3 separate regions of the Homo sapiens genome follow, and regions 1 and 2 are each linked to region 3. Evidence: chromatin contacts called from ENCODE Hi-C or POLR2A ChIA-PET data. All regions are on one chromosome and are shown on one strand. The core of a region is the stretch at or near the end of the contact, and the rest is flanking DNA. Distances in the headings are between cores, read along the strand shown.

The links. Hi-C counts contacts between places; a loop is a spot of excess contacts on that map. ChIA-PET counts read pairs that join two places held with the same protein, here RNA polymerase II (POLR2A). Pooled maps may share reads with other maps.
Region 1: a loop to region 3 is called in a pooled map, with 6 times the contacts of the local background. The contact joins the promoter of LINC00896 here to the promoter of ZNF74 in region 3. A Hi-C loop is called at or near these places in 7 of 50 pooled maps.
Region 2: a map of mesothelial cell of epicardium shows a loop between it and region 3 (7-fold over the local background). The contact joins the promoter of CCDC188 here to the promoter of ZNF74 in region 3. A Hi-C loop is called at or near these places in 1 of 168 maps with a recorded cell type or tissue (mesothelial cell of epicardium) and 7 of 50 pooled maps. POLR2A ChIA-PET finds 5 or more read pairs at or near these places in 1 of 52 experiments (HEK293T).

The regions. Positions count from the first base shown.
Region 1 is chr22:20,205,017-20,207,716 of GRCh38, forward strand. It overlaps LINC00896 (long intergenic non-protein coding RNA 896), which reads left to right and starts at 1,316. Exons shown (of 1, transcript NR_026919.1): 1 at 1,316-2,700. LOC105372862 (a long non-coding RNA gene) reads right to left here. Exons shown (of 3, transcript XR_938009.3): 3 at 1,002-1,229. RefSeq lists an enhancer at 1,433-1,672.
Region 2 is chr22:20,149,716-20,152,415 of GRCh38, forward strand. It overlaps CCDC188 (coiled-coil domain containing 188), which reads right to left and starts at 1,340. Exons shown (of 9, transcript NM_001365892.2): 1 at 753-1,340; 2 at 428-535; 3 at 240-344; 4 at 9-65. The coding sequence starts at 1,271.
Region 3 is chr22:20,392,897-20,395,596 of GRCh38, forward strand. ZNF74 (zinc finger protein 74) reads left to right here and starts at 1,255. Exons shown (of 5, transcript NM_003426.4): 1 at 1,255-1,766; 2 at 2,437-2,522. The coding sequence starts at 1,733. RefSeq lists enhancers at 365-1,354, 756-825, 1,296-1,435.

The DNA of each region.
Region 1 (2,700 bases), core at 66-2,565, 190 kb before region 3:
TGTCGGCGCCACGGAGCAAGCGGAGAGATTTATCTTCCCGGCTTTAAGAGGTACTAACGGAGGAGGCTGAGAGGCAGGAGCTGAATAATTGATGGCCTTCTCTGGCTCAGGATCTGCTGAAAATGACACGGTGCAAGGCAGAGGGGCTGAGAGTGCTGACCACAAAATGCTGAGAAGCCACTCCAGGGCGGTCACGGCCAGAAGGAGGACCCCCACTCAGGACGGGGTCACAGGCATTTGGGGCGGGTGTCAGAGGCTCCTGCCCTGGGTCATTCCAGGGGGCCAGGATACCCAGAAGCTGGGCCTAGAGGCCCACAGGGCTGGCTCACCCCCACTTCCCTCTCACACGCCTGCCATCACCGGTGCTTCAGCCCAGCAACCCCATGGCTCGTTGGCCCCGTCCACAGCCCCCACTGCCTCCTGTGTGCTGGGCGTGGGCCTCTGAGCTCTACTCTCAGCCTCCTTAGCCCCAGGAGAGGAGTGGAGGACAGGGGTTTAACGTGGGGTGTGGTGCGGAGCGGGGAGGGCTGTGGCGCCCCCTCAGCCCCTCCTTTCCTAACAGCCTCAGCCTCCCCCCTGGAGAATCCCCTACCTGCTGGGCACATCTGGCCTCTCCCCACCATTCTGTCTCCAGCCGGGAGATCTCTACCCAGTGAAACAGTGAAACAGGAAGGGTTCCCTGGTTACCCCGCGCAGGGCGCAGGGCATGCAGCGGGGGAGTGGCTCGCTTCTTCAGTGCCCCACCGCTCACACCTCTAGGGGAGCATACAGACGGGCAGGCTGTGGGGCTCTGACCCCATGGCAGTGTCTGGGGGTGAATGTTTACAGCTCTTGAAACCCCAGTGGGAGTGCGTTACCGGGTGGTCTTTTAGTCTAGCGGTCTGTAGGTGGCTGGTGAGAGTGAGCTCAATTAGACCCCTGCCTTATAACAAGGACAGAGGAATTTCTGTATCCCAGGGTTTCTTGCCTTGGTGTACCAAAAAATTGGATCACACGTGGGCTTGGAGAATGAGTGCAAGGTTTTATTGAGTGGAAGTAGCTCTCAGCAGATGGGGGAGCCAGAGGGGAGATGGTTTTCCCCTGGAGTCAGGCAACATTCTCGGGATGTCCAGCAGCTTGTCTTCTTCCACCAGTGTGTTCCTCTCCCCACACAGAGGCTTCTGTCTCTGCCTTGCTAGGGTCTTGGGTTTTTATAGGCATAGGATGGAGGCATGGCAGGCCAGGGTGGTCTTGGGAAATGCAACATTTGGGCAGGAAATGCCTGTCCTCACCTAGGTTCGTGGGGGTGGAGCCCTAGGCAGGGACCACGCCCTTCTCTACGGAGCACTTCCCGTCCCTCCTCTGTATCATTTAAAGGGACCACGCTTTTCCCTTCTCAGCACTTCCTTTCCGTATCAACAGGAGGCCAGGGACTGGCTGGACCCCTAGGAGCCAGGTCCTACGGATAGGTGAGCCGGCCCCCCAGGGCAAACACCTCCACTGGGCAGACCTGACTGCCCAGAGCTGGATTCTTTACTTGTAAAAGGGGCCATGAGTGACACAGGCTCGGCCTGCTGTGCCTTGAGGAAAGGAGAGGCTAAAAATTCTGCCTTCTCTCCTAAAGCCAGCCGGGCTCTTTATGGTGGGGGAAGGAAGGATTTGTTTATTTGCACTCTTCTGAAATAAAAGTTCTCTATCCTCCCTCCTGGCTGGAGTTGGGAGGGCCCCATGGGTGGGCTCTGAGATGTGGCACACGGTACCCAGGGCAGGGCTGGGAAGGGTGGGGTGCAGGGGCCTCCCTGGCTGCAGGGCCCACCCACCAGGTGCCTGGGCTTGCTGCACTGAGCAGGCATGGGCTCTGGCCCCCCTCACTGTCCCTTCCAGGCCCAGCCTGTGTTCAGGGCCCAGGACAGGGTCTGGCCAGCAGGCCCCAGGCCTCCAAGATGTTCTCAGCCTCTGGAGTGTGTGTGATGATGAGCACTCATGGAGCTTCCTGTATGCTGGGCCCTGGGCTTCTGAGAGGGCCACCGGGTGGCGACTGAGTCACGAGGTGGAGGGCCAGTCCCAGGGACTCCAGGTGACCTCGTGTCGGCACCACGCCCTTCTCCCATGGGCAGTCCTGGGCGCCCCTTCCTGGCCTTGGGCCCAGTGGCCTGTGGCCTGACCCCGTCCACTCCTGCTTGGTTGTCCCAGCAGCAGCAGGAGCCCATGCTGGAGAAGGTGTTATGGGGCAGGTGGAGGGCCCGGCTGACTCAGATGATCCCCCAAGTTTCTTTTCAATGAACACTTGTTTAGTGCAGTTTTTCCTCCTCAAATCCCCCTCACACAGGCAGACACCCTCTTGGCCCAGGGTAATCTGCTGAGCCTTTGCTCAAATATAGCAGCTTTGCTGCTTTCTAAACACAACTAATCCAATTTGGGATTTGGGGATTCGAGGTGGGCAGCACTGGGCCTCAGATGAGCCCCCATCACCCCAGACCCATGCAGGAAGAGCCAGGCAGGGTGGGGCCCTGGGGCCACCTGGTGGGCTCAGGGCCAGGGCATCGCGATGTCCCCATCCTTCACACTACGGGGCTTCCTGGCTGCAGAGTTGGGGACTCAGCTGGGAATGCTGGCCATAGAGGCAGAGAGCCCCCATCCTGCTGGGCCAGCCCTGACCTGGCTTCTCCAGGGTGGCCCAGTGTCCCCTTCTGCCCTTCCCCTGGCTCCCACCGTCCACAT
Region 2 (2,700 bases), core at 90-2,589, 240 kb before region 3:
GCGGGCACCTCTGTGATGACCATCTTCTTCCTCTCAAAGCACAGGCGGATCTGCTGCAGCTCGTTCTGAGGGTGGGGCCCAGGATGGGCTTGGGCAGCATCAGCAGGGTGGCCAGTACCTCCCCGCTGGGCCCACTGGCCTACTGCACGAAGACCTCCCTCCCTAATGAATCCCTCAGGCCCACCTGGAGTGCTGTTACGAAGCTTCCTCCCCCCCCACAGCCCCTCCCCCAGGCCCACCTGGGACTGTTGCACGAAAGCCTCTTGCCCCTGGCACAGCTCCCGCCGCAGCAGCTGCAGAGGTGCCCTGTTCCCCAAGGGCTGCGTGCCAGCCGGGTCGGGGGGCTGTGGGAGAGCCCCCAGATCAGCCCTAAGACTGCGGGCTAGAGGGGCGTTGGCTGCATGGGGTCCCTGGGCCCTGTATTTACCCAGGCCAGAGCAGTGCAGCTTGAGTGTTCGGGACACAGGGGCAGGAACTGCTGCCCCGGCCCCAGGAGGGCCCCCAGCTGCTCCCGAAGTTCCTGATTCTGCCTTTTCTGGGGTGGGGGGCAGAGAGAGGGGGCTGCCTGTCATGGCCGCTCCTGCGGCTGGGGCTGGGGCAGGGGCAGGGGCGCCAGGTGGTGGGTGGGGCTGGGGCTGGGGCAGGGGCAGGGGCAGGGGCGCCAGGTGGTGGGTGGGGCTGGGGCTGGGGCAGGGGTACCAGGCGGTGGGTGGGGCTGGGGCTGGGGCTGGGGCGGTGGGTGGGGTGCTCACCAGGCTGTGGTTCTCCTGCTCCAGCTGCAGGAAGGACTGTTCTGCAGAGCCCAGCAGCCCGCACTGAAGCTGGGACAGGGCTACCCTGGGCGAGGCCAGGGCCCCTCCCTCCCGTGACAGGGGTGGGCATGGGCAGGGTCTGGTCCCTGAGCCAATGGATCCCCCCTGCCTGGGAGCCCCCTGGTTCGACCCTGGGTGCAGGGGCCAGCCCCACCCAAGCCCTGCCTCCAGGTCTCCTTGTCTCGGCCCCTCAGTGTCTCTCGCTCTCTGCTCCTGGCTGGACAGAAAGAGCCCGGGAGCCTCGCCCTCCACTGTGGGCCCACTGCCCCCTGCCCCTGGGACTGGGAAAGGTCTCTGGGACTGCACTGAGTGAGCAGAGGAGATGGGGCCCAGGCAGGGCCACCCTACAAATCCCTGGCAGGGCTGGTCCAGGCCTCCTCCATGGCTGCTGGAGGCTGGGGTTGGGGGACACTGGGGGTGGGGGTGGCCGCAGGGGCCCAGGGTTTTCAGCCCCTCCATCCCTCCCTGCAACCCCTTCCTGATCCCAGGTCCAGGCTCTGGCCTGGCCCAACCTGCCACCCTCTTACTGAGGGGGCTGCCCCAGGCAACAGTCACAAAGGCCTGGGTGCAGCCAGGGCGGTCACAATGGGCCCCTCCCACCTGGTCCTGAAGCTGCCCCGCCTGATGACCTCACTGCCTCTGACCCACTGACCCACCATGCGAGTTTTCTTTCTTTCTTTCTTTTATGGGAAGGGGACTTGCTCTGTCACCCAGGCTGGAGTGCAGTGGCACAAGGTGTCTCATTGCAGCCTCCAACTCCTGGGCTCAGGCAATCCTCCCACCTCAGCCTCCCAAGTAGCTAGGACTACAGATGTGTGCAACCATGCCCGGCTAATTTTTAAGTTTTTTGTAGAGATAAGGGTCTCGCTATGTTGCCCAGGCTGGTCACAAACTCCTGGCCTCAAGCGATCCTCTTACCTCAATATCTGAAAGTGTTGGGATTACGGATGTGAGCCACTGCACCCAGCCTAGTTATAAAACAGATAATACACACACTCACAGTGTGGATTCAAAAAGTATCAAACAATAAAAATGGTGTCCAAGCTTTTCCCACCTTTATCTCCTGTCCCTGCAGACAGGAGCTTCCTCTTTAAGCTCCTAGAGGTGGGCTGCCGTCCCCTGCCCCTGGTTCACACAGAAGAGGTCATCCTGTAGCCCAGCTTTGCTTTTCACCTAATATATCTCTGAGGTTTTAAAACATTCTTTTCTAGCTATGTATTGAATATTTACATTATGCCAGATCCAGTACATGCCATTGTTATCCTCTGTTTTTTTTTTTTTTTTTGAGACGGAGTCTTGCTCTGTCGCCCAGGCTGGAGTGCAGTGGCGCAATCTCGGCTCACTGCAAGCTCCGCCTCCCAGGTTCACGCCATTCTCCTGCCTCAGCCTCCCGAGTAGCTGGGACTACAGGCGCCTGTCACCGCGCCCGGCTAATTTTTTTGTATTTTTAGTAGAGACGGGGTTTCACCGTGTTAGCCAGGATGGTCTCGATCTCCTGACCTCATGATCCACCCATCTCCACCTCCCAAAGTGCTGGGATTACAGGCGTGAGCCACCGCGCCTGGCCTGTTATCCTCTGTTTATGGGTGGGAAAGCTGAGGCAGGAAGCCCTTTAGTCACTTGCCGAAGGCCACGCTGTTAACGGTCGGACCAGATTTGGGTGGCGGAAGAGAACTCATCCGACAGTAGGGCCAGATTCACGCCCCAGGCCCGTTCCCTCCTGCTCCCTGGTGCTCCTCACACCATCGGCCCTGCTGCCCCTCACTGCCCCTGAGTCCCTGTGCCCGTGTCCTCCTTCTTGAACCCATCAGCCGTCAGTTAACCCTCAGAAAGCTGGCTCGGAGAAGTCCTCATATGGTAGGAAGAGCCCCGTTCCCTCCTCTCCCGG
Region 3 (2,700 bases), core at 5-2,504:
ACTGCCAGCACGCTGTCCCCTCTCACTGGGTTGCTATTAAAAATGGGCGCTGAATATAAAAATTAACCGGGCGTGGTGGTGCATGTCTGTAAGTCCCAGCTACTCCGGAGGCTGAGGTGGGAGAATAGTTTGAGCCCGAGAGACTGAGGCTACGGTGAGCCGTGATTGTGCAACTGCACTCCAGCCTGGGCGACAGAGTGAGACCCAGTCTCAAAACAAAATCAAACACGGGCGCTGCCCTGGGCAGGGGAGGTCTGGGCACAGCTGTGCTGATGTGGGCAGTGGACAGGTGTCACGTGAGAGCCTGTGGCCAAGCCTAAGCTGCGGTTAAGGTGGGAGGCTGAAGGGTTTGGAGTGTGCACCACCCCGGACCACCTCTCAGTAGGAATGTGGCAATGCACTTCGGTGCTGGATTCCTACTTCTGGCTGTGTGATTTGCGACACGTTACCCCACGCACCTGTACCACAACTTCCTCATCTCCCAAATGGGATGACAGTAGTTAGCAAACCTCCCTGGACTGCTGTGAGCATTCTGCCAGAAAAATGTACTCCAAGCTCTTGAAGTAGGCCTGGCGTTTGGTTGGTGCTCAGTACATATTCAATGTTTCTGTCGCTGGCGTCATCACTGTGTTCATGGCAGAGCTCTGTGCCGCCAGGACTGGGCCGCCACCCAGACCTTCCTTTCCCGCCCCAGGGGTGAACTGTGGACAGGACCCTCTGGGGGGACTAGGCCAAGGCTCTCCCACCTCTGGGGACCCGCGCCCATGGGCCTCAGATATGTGGCTCGAGAAGGGGGAGTGGGGGCAGGGCCCCTGGAAAACCCCTCGAGGCCAGACCCACCACTCCCAATATCCGTAAGACCAGGGGCTTGAGTCTTTCCTGCAGACAGATGTGGGCAGGAACCCACCCGACTCCCAGCTACGTGGGGACGTGGACGAACTAACAGGACAAATTCTAGTTCCTGGACACCGCCCTCCCAGTATCCTCGCAATTAGACACCCATGCAGCGGCACTACACTGATCCGCACACGGAGATACACAGCGACATCCGCCCGCAAGAGCATGGTGGGTGCCGGAGCTCCCGGCTGTGGGCCCAGGAACTACATTTCCTAGAAGGATGTGCTAGATACTCGTTCGCGTCGGGACGCAAGCACCGGCCCGAACTCGCTCTAGGAAATGGAGTCTGACGCCTGCGCGGCGCAAACGCTCCCGGGAGGTGTAGTTTGCGCCTATTTCGCGCAGGCGCGCTTTCCCGCAGCGGCCGCCTGCTGCTCTTTGTGGCAGTCGCAGTCCTTTTGTGGGAGTCCGGTCTGTCCACTTGCCGGTCCCTCAGACCGTCGGCGGTCTCTGTCCGCTTCGGGACCTGTCCGCTGGTCGCTCCGCGTCCGATGGCTCCTGGCCGCGGAACCTTAGGCCTGGCCCTGGTCTCCGAGCGCGGGTTCGCCGGGAGGAGCGTGTGGCGGGGGTGTGCCGGGGCGTGAGTGCGCCGAGCATGGGGCTGAGCCTGGTGTGGGGAGTGGGTATCTGCGGAGCCGGCCTGAACCCCACCTCAGCCGGGCGCGGGGAGGGGGCTCCGTGCGTGTGATCGTGCAGCTGTGAGCGCGTGGCCGCCCCGCGGGGCTCCGCTGCAGGCCCCTCAGCCCCAGGAGCAGTACTCGCTCTTCAGGGCCTGCCCTGGATCCTGGAGGCTACACAGCTGCCCACTCCTCCTGGGGAGGCTGCCGTGGAGGCCATGGAGATCCCTGCCCCGGAGCCCGAGAAGACAGGTACAGCTTCACTCTTGTAGTCAGTATGTCTGTGGATTTGCACTTGAGGATATTGACACTCAGAGAGATCAGGCCAGTTTCCCAGAAGCATCCAGCATCTTTTTTTTTTTTTTTAAATGGAATCTCACTCTGTCACCCAGGCGGGAGTGGTGCAATGGCTTGATCTCCGCTCACTGCAACCTCTGCTTCCCGGGTTCAAACTATTCTCCCGCCTCAACCTCCCAAGTAGTTGGGATTGCAGGCGCGCGCCACCACGCCCGGCTAATGTTTGTATTTTTAGTAGAGACGGGGTTTTGCCATGTTTCCCAGGCTGGTCTTAAGCTCAAGCGATCCGCCCGCCTCGGCCTCCCAAAGTGCTGGGATTACAGGCGTGAGCCATCGCTCCTGGCCTCCTGCTTCTTTCTTCCCCGCGCCCAATCATTTGTTCCCACTCAGACGTGCTTGATTGGGGGTAGCAGCTCTTTTCGTCATGAATTGGAGTGTCTGAGACACAGGCAGATTATTCCTCGATGCTGTTTCTGTTGGTGCTAGCTACTGGGGCTCGTTCCCCACCTGGCCTTGCTGGCAGGTTCTGCCTCCTCTCTGATTCTCACTTGTGCCACGACAGGTGGGCTTTAAGCTCAGCCGTGAGCCTGGTAGCCGTGACCTTGACTCATTTCTCCTTCGCCAGCTCTTTCCTCTCAGGATCCTGCTCTTTCCCTGAAAGAGAATCTCGAGGATATATCGGGTTGGGGTCTTCCCGAAGCCAGGTCCAAGGTGAGTGGCTGTGTGTTCTTCCTTCTTTATGAAGAGGGTTGGCACATTCCCTCCCCAGCCCTGGATCGTCAGCCTTCCACAGACCTTCACCCGGGTACCTGCTGGCCAGTCCTCAGGAAGCTCTGGGCAGTGGGAACAGCTCCAAGTGAAGAGTCCAGATGTTGCCCGAGGTGTGCCC